Regions from separate parts of the Homo sapiens genome. Here regions 2 and 3 are each linked to region 1. A link is a contact called in ENCODE Hi-C or POLR2A ChIA-PET data. All regions are on one chromosome and are shown on one strand. Each heading gives the region's core, a stretch centred on a gene start or an enhancer-like site at or near the end of the contact. The rest is flanking DNA. Distances are from core to core; before and after follow the strand shown. Region 1 holds the start of TARDBP (TAR DNA binding protein). Region 2 holds the start of PGD (phosphogluconate dehydrogenase). Region 3 overlaps PEX14 (peroxisomal biogenesis factor 14).

Region 1 (4,403 bases), core at 1,047-3,546:
TTTTTTTTGTTTTGAGACGGAGTTTCGCTCTTGTTGCCCAGGCTGGAGTGCAATGGCACAATCTCTGCTCACTGCAACCTCTGCCTCCCGGTTCAAGCGATTCTCCTGCGTCTGCCTCCTGAGTAGCTAGTATTACAGGCACCCACCACCACATCCAGAGATTTTGTGTTTTTGATAGAGATGGGGTTTCATCATGTTGGCCAGGCTCATCTCAAACTCCTGATCTCAGGTGATCCACCTGCCTCGGCCTCCCAAAGTGCTGGGATTACAGGCATGAGTCACCGTGCCTAGCCCTAAAGTTTTCCTAGACATGTAAAAGGGTGTCTTGCATACTGACCAAATTTGATGGACTTTGTTGCAATACCAAGTTATAATAAAAGGAACACACAGACAGATCGACTACTAACAGCACACTACTTCAAAATGCTGAAATTAGGTATTTCCTTGGCACACTTCTTAAACTTCATGCTTCCTTTTCTTAGATTTAGAACATCATTGATAAGAGGCAGAGAGAAGGATAAGACCAGAACCTCGAAATTGTAATTGGAACTGCACTAATTCAAGATTTGGCTACTCCAACTGTTTGCTCATTTAAGGGAAAAAATGAACTCAGATTTGCTGAATGAATGATGTAACACCAAAAGGACAATGATCAAATCCAAACACTGAAGCACTTCAGAAGAATCTATTTACAACAATGATTTATGTACAAAACATTCTTAGTGATTCCTGAAATTTATCATCAACTTGGCAAAGTTTATTCAGATATTTTTTAAATACATTGTTTTCTCTTTTAAAATGATCTACAATCCCCAGTTTCCATAAATTTAGACTCGTGGTCTTCCAAACTTGTCTAACACTGAAGTTCAAGGAAATACTTAAGTTTCAGGAGACATTCTGCCACCAAAAGAGGCTAAGATCCATGGATGAGACACACACCTGAACACACTTCAGCATGATTACAAAAACCAAATGGTAACAAACCTTTTGGATAGTTGACAACATACACCAGATTTCCCCAGCCAGCATCTGGGGCATGCAGAATTCCTTCTACCAGCCGGACACCTCTCATACACTGAGACACTGGATTCCTGTAGCGAAGCCCACACGCCCCTGGAAACTGGGCTGTAACCGTGGAGAGCAGCACCGTCCCATCGTCTTCCGATGGTATTTCAATGGGCTCATCGTTCTCATCTTCGGTTACCCGAATATATTCAGACATCTTTTACTTTTCCTAAAGAGAAAAGAGATATGAATGAACAACATTCATGTCAGAATAACTGTTTCCTTATAATGATAATACCCAAACCATGTCAGAGTTCTGACTTCCAGAAAAATGCTTGTCTGGATTCGTATATGCATTGGTTATCCCTGAAAAATGACGAGGTGAAGGTAAGGGTAGTGATTTCCTATCAAAATGTGATGCCTCGCCAGTTCATTCATTCAAAAAACTTTCCCTGAAGGCTTATGATGCGTCAGGTACTGAAACTGTAACTGTGAGTCCAACGTGGCTTGCTGGTTACAAGCTAGGGTATGCAAGGGAACAATAAACAGTAGCTATTTTATGACAATCGGGTTAGTCGTTAAGTAATCCTGAAGGCAGAGGAGGAGCCTAACTGGCTGAGGCATGGGCGTGATAGGTCCCAGTCGATTTTCCTAAGCAAGCGATCCATCAGCTGAACCTGAAGACTGAATATGGGCAGTGAACCAGGTGTAAAGAACAGGAGAAAAGTTTCCCTCTGTTCCTCATTTTGGGGCTTCCGGGGGCTCTGCGAGCCCGAGCCCCAAGGCCCGCGGCGACAGGTCCTGGCGGTGCCGGCCGTCGCCTCCCAGAAGCCCGCGCGTGCCAGCCGAGGGAGGAGTTTCTCGGCGCGGCCCGGGGTGGGGCGCAGGAGCACCAGGCCCAAGCTGGCAGCGTCCCTCGAAGTACAAAGTACCGAAGGCTCCGGCACTGTCCGGGTCCGGGGCCAACCTCCGCCTCAGGCTACGCGGCACCGCGGGCCCGGCCCCCCGTTTCGGCGCCACCGGCCTCCCCGTGCCAGGACCTAACGACGCTCCCGCGCGAGCCCGCTCGGGCAGGACTAGGCCCGGTCTCACGGCTGACTTCCCGGGGCAGGGTCCGAAGCCGCTGCGTCTGCCTCGGGCCGCCCCAATGCAGAAGCCGAGGCACCTACGGCGTCCTCAGTGAGAAGGCTCCGCGACTCACCCGCTAGGCCGCTGCTGGGAAGCCCGACAGGGACACCGAAGCAGCGACGGACCCAAGCGCAGCCCAGCCACCGCTTCGCTCCCACAAAATGGCGCTAGGGCCGCCTCCTCCCCCCGCCCACCGGCGTCCTCTCCCACCGGTTGCCTGTCCAGAGGTGGAAGGCACCGACGAGAGCCACGATGACCCTCTCCCCAGGGACTCGGGCTGCCTCCTGGAAATTCAAGCCTACAGAGAAGCTCTGAAAGCTAAAATAAAACCAGGACCTAGGCCTGAAAAGCTGAAGATTGAAAAAAGTGTGGCTGTATAGGAGCTGACCTCCCCCCACGTAACGTAGCAGATGGTTTCGGCCGACCAACCGCCGGCCCAGGTCTCGGTCGGAGCTCGCGCACTTTCAAAGCGCGCGAGAGTAGCACAGAGTCTCGGCCAGCGAGGGCGGGGCGGGGCGGGGCCTGGAGGGGGCGGGGCTCGGGATCCCGGGCCGAGTCCACCTGGGAGGCAGGATAAGGCCTGGACCCCTTTTCTGAAAGGCAACCTAGTGCGTCTTCTCCTCCCTCCGCCAGCCCACCTCCAAACCTGGAAACAATAACTTTGTTCTAAATAATAGCAATGATAAGGCTACTTTGTGCCAGGTACTTTCTGAGTATTCACATATTTAATAGCCCAAACAGTTTTGTGTAGCAGGAGCTATTGATATTCATTCTGCGGGTGAGGAAACTGAGGCACAGAGAGATCAAGTGTCTTGCTTAAAGTGACGCAAGGATTAGCCGGGCGGTAGTGGCGCGCGCCTGTAGTCCCATCTACTCGGGAGCCTGAAGCAGGAGAATTGCTTGAACGCGGTAGGCGGAGGTTGCGGTGAGCCGAGATCGCGCCACTTCACTCCAGTCTAGGCGACAGAGTGAGACCCTGTCCTCCAGCCCCTCCCCCCAAAAAAATGTCACCCAAGGAATAAATGGTAGACCTGGGATTTGAATCTCGAGGCACAAAATGCTAACTTGTTCTGGCTCCAGCCCTTTAATAATAATAATAATACAGTACTTCATCTATTTTAAGGCACACTTTTTGTTTCACTTTTTTTTTTTTTTTTTTTGAGACGGAGTCTCGCTCTTGTCCCCCAGGCTGGAGTGCAGTGGCGCAATCTGCAGCTCACTGCCACTTCCAACTCCTAGGTTCAAGGGATAGCTGGGATTATAGGCGTGCAAAGACACCATGCCCGGCTAATTTTTGTATTTTTAGTAGAGACAGGGTTTGGCCATGTTGGCCAGGCTGATCTCGAACTCATGGCCTCAAGTGATCCGCCTGCCTCAGCTCCCCAAAGTGCTGGGATTACAGGCACGAGCCACCTTTCTTTTCTATCTTTTCTTTCCTTTCTTTCCTTTCCTTCCCTTCCTTTCCTCCCTTCCCTCCCTTTCCCCCCCTTCCCTCCCTTCCCACCTTCCTTCCTCCCTACCTCTCTCTCTTTCTCTCTCTCTCTCTTTCTTTTCTCTTCCTTTTTTTCAGACTCCCTCTGTTGCCTAAGGTGGAGTGCAGTGGCACAATCTCAGCTCACTGCAACCTCCGCCTCCCCGGTTCAAGCAATTCTCCTGCCTCAGCCTCCTGAGTAGTTGGGTCTACAGGCATGCACCACCATGCCCGGCTAATTTTTGTATTTTTAACCCCTGTTGGCCAGGCTGGTCTCAAACTCCTGACCTCAGGTGATCCGCCCACCTCGGCCTCCCAAAGTGCCACCACGCCCGGCCTTTGTTTCACATTTCTTTTTTTTTTCTTTTTTCTTTTTTTTGAGATGGAGTCTCGCTCTTTTGCCCAGGCTGGACTGCAGTGGCGCTATCTCGGCTCACTGCACGCTCCGCCTCCCGGGTTCACTCTATTCTCCTGCCTCAGCCTACTGAGTAGCTGGGACCACAGGCGCCCGCCACCACGCCCGGCTAATTTTTTTGTGTTTTTAATAGAGACGGGGTTTCACCGTGTTAGCCAGGATGGTCTCAATCTCCTGACCTCGTGATCCGCCCGCCTCGGCCTCCCAAAGTGCTGGGATTACAGGCGTGAGCCACCGCGACCGGCCAATGTTTCACATTGCTGAAGTCAGTATGTGATTTCAGTTCCAGTTCCAGTTGATGATGATGTGTCATAGTTTAACTGGCAACTATTTATGTTTCTTTGTATATACATGTATCACACTCAATGAAATACAGTTACAAGT
Region 2 (4,403 bases), core at 960-3,459, 610 kb after region 1:
TTTGGTACAAAAATAAGCATCCAGTTCCCTAGGATTCCCTAAGGAGATCTTGATTTTATTTTCATTTTTTTTTTGAGACGGAGTCTCGCTCTGTCGCCAAACTGGAGTGGCACAATCTCAGGTCACTGTAACCTCCACCTCCCAGGTTCAAGTGATTCTCATTCCTCAGCCTCCCGAGTAACTGGGATTACAGGCATGAGCCACAAAGCCCAGCTAATTTTTATATTTTTAGTAGAGACGGGGTTTCACCATGTTGGCCAGGCTGGTCTCGAACCTGGGACCATAAGCTTGTAGCTGGGACCATAAGCTTACACCACCATACCCAGCTAATTTTTTAATTTTATGTAGAGACAGGGTTTCGCCATGTTGCCCAGGCTGGTCTCGAACTCCTGGGCTCAAACGATCCATCTGAACCAGCCTCCCAAAAAGTGCTGGGATTACAGGCCTGAGCCACTGTGCCCCGCCTTAATGTTTATTGAAATGTCTGTTAGTATTCTCAGAATTACTACCACCAAAGGACAAAGTTACTTCATAAGCGCTTATCAAGTTAACCAACACTGCAACAGTTAAGCAATCATTTGGTCAGAGCTTAGCAGAAATTGAAAAAAAAAAATCTCTAGAGTTAAAAGAAGGAGAACTAAAGGAAGAAACCAAAAACAGCTGCTATCGTGGTAGCAGCTGAGAGCACAGCTGGCCTCACCAATTTCTCGATGAAATCATCCACAGCTTGCCCAGCCTTCACCAGGAGGATGATCCGCCGGGGCTTCTTCAGCTTGGAGACCATCTCTTTCAGGGACTGGGCACCCACCACTTTGGTTCCCTTTGCCTCATTGGCCAAGAAATCATCAACTTTGGAGACAGTCCTATTAAAAGCACAGACCTAGAAGGACAAAAGTCCTGAGTAGGAGATCCAGGACACACAAGACTTTCAGACTGTGGCCAAAGTAACAATGACCTTTCCATTCAACCCAAGTTCTGGGGAGGTCAGACCTGCCTTTGCCTTTTCTTCCCCCAGCTGTGGGAGGCTCACTGTAAAGTTATGTCACCTCAGTAGGATGAAAACGGCGGACAACCGAGGCGAAGGCCAACTACCCCCGGTGTGTCAGGTAGAATCCACACCCAACGTGTTAGGACTCAAAATCAAATCCAGGAACTGGCCGGTTCAACAGGCTCTATCTGTTGTTATTGATCATCCTGGCGTCTAAGCCACTTTAACATTTAGAAGAAACATTTTCACTCTCCCCAGATCTCATCAGGCAATCAAGTTAGAGCTCTACACAGCCAGCAAGGGTTCTCCTCCCGCACCCTTCTTCTCTACTTAAGACACTAATTCGTTCATTCGGGCTGTGAACCTCACGGACCCACAGGCACACTCCGCAGGACTAAGTTCGGGATCGGCCCGCCCACGCCTACAGGGTGCTTCTCCTTTCCATACAAAAATGCCACGAGCAGCAACAGAGCACATTAGCAAAGCACGGCCAGGAGACCCGTAAGCTCCCAAACCTATCGCCGGCCTCGGCTAAAGCGCCCGGGAACCAGAGAGAAGACAACGCGCCCACGCCGCTTACCACAAAGCCGTGGTCATTCATGTTCAGAATTAAGTTCTGGCCCATGACGGCCAATCCGATCAGCGCGATGTCAGCTCTAGAGAGGCAGAAACAGAACAAAGGAAAGAGTCAGCACCGCTCGACGCGCTGCAACCCAGGGGTCCGGTCCTTCCACATTTGGCCGTGACTGGGAGTCTGCACTTTCCTCCGCGCCTCCCGCGGGCCCCCAGAAGCCGGGCGCGCACGCTGCAGAGCCTCGGCCGGGCAGGCGGCCCCCAGCCCCGCCCTCGCGCCCGGCTCCCGCTGGCACGCGTCCCGCAGGTGTCCCTGCAGACTCGGCGAGGCCTGGCCGCGCCTCCTCCCTGGCCCTCGAAGGGACCCGCCCCGCCCCATGCCTGCGCGGCCGAGAGGGCAGGGGGCCGGGCCCGCAGGGAAGGAGCTCTGGGCCCGAGACGCCGTAGGGCCAGGGTCACAGAGCCCCAAGTGAGCTCAGGCGACCCCCAGGGTGGGAGGCGTCGGAGAGAACGAGGGAGATCTCGACCCCCAAAGAGTTCCCCGCCCGCTGAGGCCGAGCCGGGCTGCCCCTGGCGAGTCACTCACTGGGCCATGGCGGCGGACAGAGCAGAACCGAAGAGCGGCGACGCGCGGAGGACGAGTGAGGGAAAGACCCGCAGCGGCTCCCTCCAGAAACTGCGGCCGCTCACGCCCGGCTTTTCGGCGCCGGCCAATCGAATGGAAGGGGGTGGAGCCATGAAGCCACACCATTGGCTCTCCCCGACGCCTGTTAGACCATCCGAGGCAAACGTGCCCGCCCACCCCCGGGGGCCGGATCAGTGGAGCGCCGAGCACCTAGATGACATTGCCCCGGCGAGGCTCCGGGCTCCCCGCCCACGCGCAGAGCTTTCCGCTCGTCCCAGCTGCACCTCGGTCCTGCAGGCCGTCCGCCTGGCGCAGCTGTAGCCATAGCAACTCACGCAGGACCGCGCTTTACAGTTTACCAGGCACTCGGACGCCTTTGGCGCGAGCGCCCGTCGCTCCTTCCTCAGGTCACTGCGGTGCACCGTGCGGGTCCGCGTCGTGTCCTCCGCTCCGGAGCAGGGACCGGGCGTGCTCGTTCAGTCCTGTGCGCACTCGGAATGGGGCCGGGGAAGGCTGAGCCTCAGGGCGACCCTGATGTGGAGCCGTGCGACCGCTCACTGCGGTTGAAGAGACCCAGGCGCAGACAGCGCAGGCGGGGTATGTATTGGTTGGAGTATGATGGGGTCAGGACTTGAGTCTTTTACCCAGGCCCGGAGTTAACGGTATTGAACCCCTTCTCATTTTGTAGAGGCTATGTGACCCGCGAGATGGACCAGGTTAAATGCAGAGGCAGATACAAAAAACCAGCCATCTTAAGCCAGACATTTGCAAAGTAGCCAAGCAGCGCTTCTTATCTTACTGAGTCCCTTCTTGCTAGGAGGAAATTGTTATTCAGAAGTTTGAGTTTTAGATTTTTTTTGTTTTTTTTGAGACGGAGTCTCGCACTGTCGCCCGGGCTGGAATGCAGTGGTGTGATCTCAGCTCACTGCACCTTCCGCCTCCCGGGTTCAAGCAATTTTCCTGCCTCAGCCTCCCAAGTAGCTGGGATTACAGGCGCCCGCCACCACGCCCAGCTAATTTTTGTATTTTTAGTAGAGATGGGGTTTCACCATCTTGGCCAGGCTGGTCTCAAACTCCTGACCTCGTGATCCGCCCGCCTTGGCCTCCCAAAGTGCTGAGATTACCGGCGTGAGCCACCGTGCCCGGCCTTTTTTTGATGTCATTGTTGAGATGGAGTCTGGCTGTGTCTCCAGGCTGGAGGGCAGTGGCGCGATCTGGGCTCACTGCAACCTCCACCTCCCAGGTTCAAGCGATTCTCCTGCCTCAGCCTCCCAAGTAGCTGGGACTACAGGTGTGTGCCACCATGCCCAGCTAATGTTTTTATTTTTAGTAGAGACAGGGTTTCACCATGTTGGCCAGGCTGGTCTCGAACTCCTAACCTCAAGTGATCCACCCACCTCAGCCTCCCAAAGTTCTGGGATTAGAGGTGTGAGCCACTGTGCCCGGCCGGTTTTTAATTTTTATAAAGACCAGGTCTTTGCTCTGTTGCCCAGGCTGGAGTGCAGTGGCATGACCATAGCTTACTGCAGCCTTGAACTCCTGAGGTCGAGCAATCTTCTAGCCTCAACTTCCTGAGTAGCTAGGACTACAGGCATGCAACACCATGCCCGGCTAAGACATCCTACTTTAAAATATGTCAAACTTCACAGCACAGTTCTTTTTTTAAAATACAGATTTAATGAGATAATTTACATGTCATACAATTCAAACATTGTAAGTACACATTTGGATGACCTTTAATTTATACTGTTGTGTAGCCATCACCATAATCCACTTATAGAAAACTTCCATCACCCCAAAACGTTCCCTTGGGCCTATTTGTAGTCAGTCTCTGCTCTCACCCCCAGCCAACCTCTGATCTACTTTGCATGGTTTTTGCCTTTTCCAGAAATTTCATAGAAATGGAATAATAGCATATAATTTTTTTGGTCTGGCTTCTTTCACTTAGCATCACGTTTCTGAGGCTCATCTGTGTTGTAGGTATGAGTGGTTTGTTCCTTTTCATTGCTGAGTGGTATTCCATTAATGCAATTGTGTCATCATTTGCTTATCCATTTATCTGTTGATAGACATTTGGATTGTTTCTAGTTTGGGAAATAAATAATTCTGTTTTGAACTCATGTACAAATTGTTGTTTTCATTTCTTTTGTGTGTGTGTGTGTGAGATGGAGTCTCACTCTGTAGCCCAAGCTAGAGTGCAGTGGCACGATCTCGGCT
Region 3 (4,403 bases), core at 1,331-3,830, 520 kb after region 1:
CTTTGCTAGAATCAAGGCCAGGATTTGGCTACAAACACGAATGTGTCGTTTAGAGACTACAAGATTACACTTCTCACCACAAAATCTCGAGACAGTTTTTATGATTCAGAGAGGACAGAACTGAAAATCAAGTCTTCTTTGCCTAGCAAATAAAACAAAACAATCATGCACATATTGACTACATCACAATGTCACCTGCACCGCACTGACTACTAAATAGAACTTCTTCTGTCGTAATTTACTTTTATTTTCATTCTTTTGTTTTGTTTTGTTTTGTTTTGTTTTGTTTTGTTTTAGAGACAGGGCCTTGCTCTGTTGCTCAGGCTGGAGTGCAGTGGCCTGATCATAGCTCACTGCAGCCTCAAACTCCTGAGCTCAAGCAATCCTCTGGCTTCTGCCTCCTGAGCAGCTGAGAGTATAGGCATGAGGCACCAAGCCCGGCTAATGTTAAAATTTATAATAGAGATGGGGTCTCTCTATTTTGTGCAGGCTGGTCTCAAACTCCTGGCCTCAAGTGATCCCCCGACCTTGGCCTCCCAAAGTGCTGGGATGATAGGCATGAGCCACTGCACCTGGCCAGTAACTTACTTTTTTAATAAGGGGAAAAATTATTTCAAAGTGATCATCTAGTCTGGGACAAAGAATAAGATTATTTGCCTTTAGTGTAGAGACCAGGCAACTTCCATTAAGGAATTGTATGAAAAATATGCATTCAGTTAAAAACAAAAAGAATATGTATTTCCCGAAGCTTAAATGAAAAAATTAACAATAATAAACACAAAAACAAAACAACTTAGCAGTGTGTTCCCCCAACACTGAAATATCCCATTCCTCAAGGCCTGGCTTCAAGTTTCCCAAAAGCCATCCCTAAGTGGCCCTCGCCCTCCGCAGAGCTCTTCCTGCTCTGAATAACTTGGGGCTCTCTTCTACGCCCAACCAGGCAGCTCTGCACCAAATGATACACAATGTTGTGCTATTTGCTAAAATTACATACAGTCGTGTGCAGTTTGCTCTTATTTCATATGTATAAATGCCTTTTCTTCCCAAAGTAAAACACGTGAATTACTCAAGAACAAGGTTTAGTTTTATTCCTCAATTGTCTGTTCCCCATCCTCAGGCCTGAGCTGAGCTAAGCTGAGCATGCAGGAGACAGCAAATACACATGGCCTGAGAAAGCTCCCTCCCTGTGGAAGGGCTGACTGCTGTGTGTTTTCACAAACCGCAACACCACCACACTGAGCTGTGGGGCTTTCTGTGCAAGGGGGCTGCCCATCTTGTGCCCCCGCCCTGCCACACGAGTCCTCAGCGGGCTCCTCTGCCTGACACCCTCCCAACACCACTCCCAGGAGGAAGAAGCAGTTCACACAAGACCACGCGACTCAGCTGGTGCCCCCGTTTAATCAGGCTGCTGCAAATGCTTGGCCAAAAGCAATAAGGGCATGACTGAGAGACTGTGGGAGTTTAATATAAAAAATTTAATAAACAAAAAAGTGGGGGAAGGAGAAAGGGTCTACCTTTTAATAGGGCCCTAATTACCCAACTCATAGGATCAGCCCAAATGAGATGGGAGTTTATTTCGGGGGTTTTTTTAATTATTATTTTATATATATATATAAATTGCCGCTATGTGTTTTCTTTCCTCTGAGCAATTATGCAGCAAGTACGTAAAGAGGAGAAAAAATATTAATTAAATATAAGGTAATTGTGGAGTTGGCCTGGAGAGAATGAGTCTGAACTCTGGACGATCACAGGCTACTAGGGTTTGAAGACTGCTCAGGGCCTCCCAGAAAAGAAAGAAATAAAAATACAACCAACCAACAAGCAGATGCACAGTACAGCAGGAAGAGCAGGGCACAGAAACACTAGCAGAGCAAGGGGTCTGCAGGGCTCCAAATACCAGAAATCAGTGAGCTGGCCAACTGCTCAGGGCTCCCAAAGAGCTTGTCGAATCAAGCCCCAAAAGATGGACTGGCCACTCCTCCGATGACCAGTTAAATGGGTACATCAAAATTTGAAAAGAGAGAGGAAGGAAAGGACTGCAGCGGCCTATGGTGTTCAATCTGCACTTCAGTCTAAAACAACCACAACTTCGGCCTGAGGGGCACTGAGGCAGGCCCCAGGGAAGCAGGCAGACGTCCGGAGAGACTAGCAAGGTGGGGCCTCCTGGGCTTTCCCACCACCATGACCTCAAGGAAGGAACTGGGCAATACCAAAAGAGTGAAACGAGGCCACCGTGGGAGTGCTGGGATATAAGCCCGTAACTGGTGACGTAACAGCAGGTGACATGAATGACAACACTGCTCCCCTGAAACAGTCCCAGCAGTGCTTGTATCACCTCGGCCTTTCTACAGACAGCTCAACTGGATCCAACTCGCCCTCAGCCTGGGAAAGCCTTCGTACACACTGGAATTCAGACGTGTTCATACCCGCTAAGTCCCTCACGTCATCTCCTCCCGCGACTGCCAGAAGGGGAGTGAAGCAGAACAGGTGAAACCACAGGCCCTGCTGAAACAAAGCCTTGGCAGTACAGCCCTACGCCTGCTATCGCTACGCAGGAAGAAAAAGCTCTGAAAAGTTAAACCTAGAGCTGGCTCTCCCATCAAACTTATCTGGTTTATACAGAGCCAGTCTTACTACCCAGCCAAGAGGACTTACAGCAGGCCCTGAAAAGCAAAAAAGAATGAAAATGGGGTGGGCAGCCTGGGACTCTGGCCACCAAATGAAAAGCACTTGGGAGAGAAAATTACCTGCAGTGCTTAATAGGCCTCTTCCCTATCCATAGTCTAAGAAGACAGCGTTGGGAATGACAATCACACAATTACTGACCAGGCAAAACCAGAATTCCATCGCTTACCTGTTCTTTAAAGACCACTGAGGCGCTCGCACCCTGAGGGGCAGAGCAGAGGGCGGCTACTTCAAACAATCTAGAAGCCCAGCCACCTCACTCCACCTCAGCCTCCCACGGGCGCAGGAATCTCACTAATTACTATTGATCAGCCACAAACAAAGTGGTGCAGGACCATCTGGGGTGGATGCTTTTAGTCCTAGAAAGGACCAGCCTTTACTAAGGAGAGATCTCACTCGTCCCCACACGCGAGAAGAGAAGTCAGAGGTCACTGACAGAGGCAGTCTCTAGGTAACAGCTACTTTTAAAGGGACACTACTGACGCAGAACCATAGGAACAGAAGGTTTCTTTTCACTCGCGTGGCATTTTAATTACTAGAAAGTGATACCACATATCTTGGGTACTTACCAGCGGCTCTCGAGGCAGCACATTTTCACTTCCTGGAGTAGAGCTTGGCTGCAGAGAAAAATGGAAACAAAAATAAGATCACAGTGCCACCCAATGGACATCAAAAAACCAAAGATGTTCCGTTCTCAAACGATGCACGCTGGCACCTCTTTCTCACATCTCTCACTGGTTTTTCACGACACAAGAGTATTTTGCAGTGGACTACCTGTAAAAAGTAGCCCAAAGAGTCTGAATTCACCAGGGAAGATGAAGACTGTTTCTGGGTTCACTTGTCACACCACTCCAAGAACAAGGCTTGGTTCTGCTCAGGAAGGCCCACGATCACCTACTGAGCAGCAAGGGCTGGGGACCATCCCAAAATCCACGGGAAGAGTAGAGTCCAGAGAAAAGGCCTGAAGAGAGAGCACAACACCTCCTCTTTCTGCCACCTCCCCAACGTCAGGGGACTGGGAAGAAAAGTCGCGCAGCAGTGGAGAACCAGATTCCACCACCAGGGGGCCCCAGCTGCCCACGCTCAGGATTTTCTCTGGGCATCTAGTTTCTGGAGCCCAGAAGCCAGTAAACTACACAGGTTCCTATTCATCACCTGCCACTAAGGACACCACCCCACAATAGTAAAGAAAGCCCCAGGCTTAAATCCTTCTTGGAAATAAGCTAGTGACAGGCTGGCATATAAGCAGACCAACCTCCAGGCGAGCAGGCAGCACTGTGGCCGAGGCCCTGGCTCTAGCCCGTTTCCTCTTCCTTGGGGCCACTACCTCACCCTCACAGGCGCCTTCGACCCTTGACTGATCTGGCCAAAATTTAGAGAAAGGGAGAGGCAGAGGTAGAGACAGATTCTGAAGAAATTTACAAATCTCCAAAAGAATAAAGTAAGCAGGTATGCTGCTAAGTGAGCTATGATTAGTTTACTGTGACTGATGGTCAGGCCAATTGCCATCTATCTACAGTTAATATCCAGACAAGTGCAGCAAAATCTGTGTGTCCCAGGAGACAGCCTGCAGCCTCCATTCTCCCGGCTATTACAGATCAGATGGAAGTGCCAGGCCGCCTTGGAAAAGGACAGAGGCCCGGTCTGCAGAGGGTTCCCAAAAATTCCTCATGCCCAGCTACTACCACATTAGCTGGCACACAGCACAGTGGCAAGCA

What was found. Hi-C counts contacts between places; a loop is a spot of excess contacts on that map. ChIA-PET counts read pairs that join two places held with the same protein, here RNA polymerase II (POLR2A). Pooled maps may share reads with other maps.
Region 2: a loop to region 1 is called in a map of naive thymus-derived CD4-positive, alpha-beta T cell, with 31 times the contacts of the local background. The contact joins the promoter of PGD here to the promoter of TARDBP in region 1. A Hi-C loop is called at or near these places in 1 of 168 maps with a recorded cell type or tissue (naive thymus-derived CD4-positive, alpha-beta T cell), 2 of 37 single-sample maps with no recorded cell type and 10 of 50 pooled maps. POLR2A ChIA-PET finds 5 or more read pairs at or near these places in 2 of 52 experiments (H1 and activated CD4-positive, alpha-beta memory T cell).
Region 3: a loop to region 1 is called in a map of Right ventricle myocardium inferior, with 6 times the contacts of the local background. The contact joins the enhancer-like site here to the promoter of TARDBP in region 1. A Hi-C loop is called at or near these places in 5 of 168 maps with a recorded cell type or tissue (IMR-90, MCF 10A, Right ventricle myocardium inferior and 2 more), 11 of 37 single-sample maps with no recorded cell type and 15 of 50 pooled maps. POLR2A ChIA-PET finds 5 or more read pairs at or near these places in 6 of 52 experiments (CD4-positive, alpha-beta T cell, CD8-positive, alpha-beta T cell, MCF 10A and 3 more).

The regions. Positions count from the first base shown.
Region 1 is chr1:11,010,547-11,014,949 of GRCh38, reverse strand. TARDBP (TAR DNA binding protein) reads right to left here and starts at 2,296. Exons shown (of 6, transcript NM_007375.4): 1 at 2,207-2,296; 2 at 985-1,234. The coding sequence starts at 1,222. RefSeq lists silencers at 978-1,224, 2,634-2,863 and enhancers at 1,586-2,553, 2,264-2,593.
Region 2 is chr1:10,396,870-10,401,272 of GRCh38, reverse strand. PGD (phosphogluconate dehydrogenase) reads right to left here and starts at 2,209. Exons shown (of 13, transcript NM_002631.4): 1 at 2,148-2,209; 2 at 1,569-1,644; 3 at 701-880. The coding sequence starts at 2,155. RefSeq lists silencers at 1,443-1,619, 1,712-2,031 and an enhancer at 2,512-2,821.
Region 3 is chr1:10,494,173-10,498,575 of GRCh38, reverse strand. It overlaps PEX14 (peroxisomal biogenesis factor 14), which reads right to left. Exons shown (of 9, transcript NM_004565.3): 2 at 3,255-3,302. Among named protein-coding and RNA genes, the nearest start is that of PEX14, 21 kb to the right of the region's middle. RefSeq lists an enhancer at 3,088-3,147 and a silencer at 3,610-3,904. Within about 2 kb of position 2,580, at least 20 of the 41 ENCODE cell types and tissues checked have a DNase peak (open chromatin) inside an H3K27ac peak, as active enhancers do; they include CD4-positive, alpha-beta T cell and CD8-positive, alpha-beta T cell, where a contact is called at or near this core.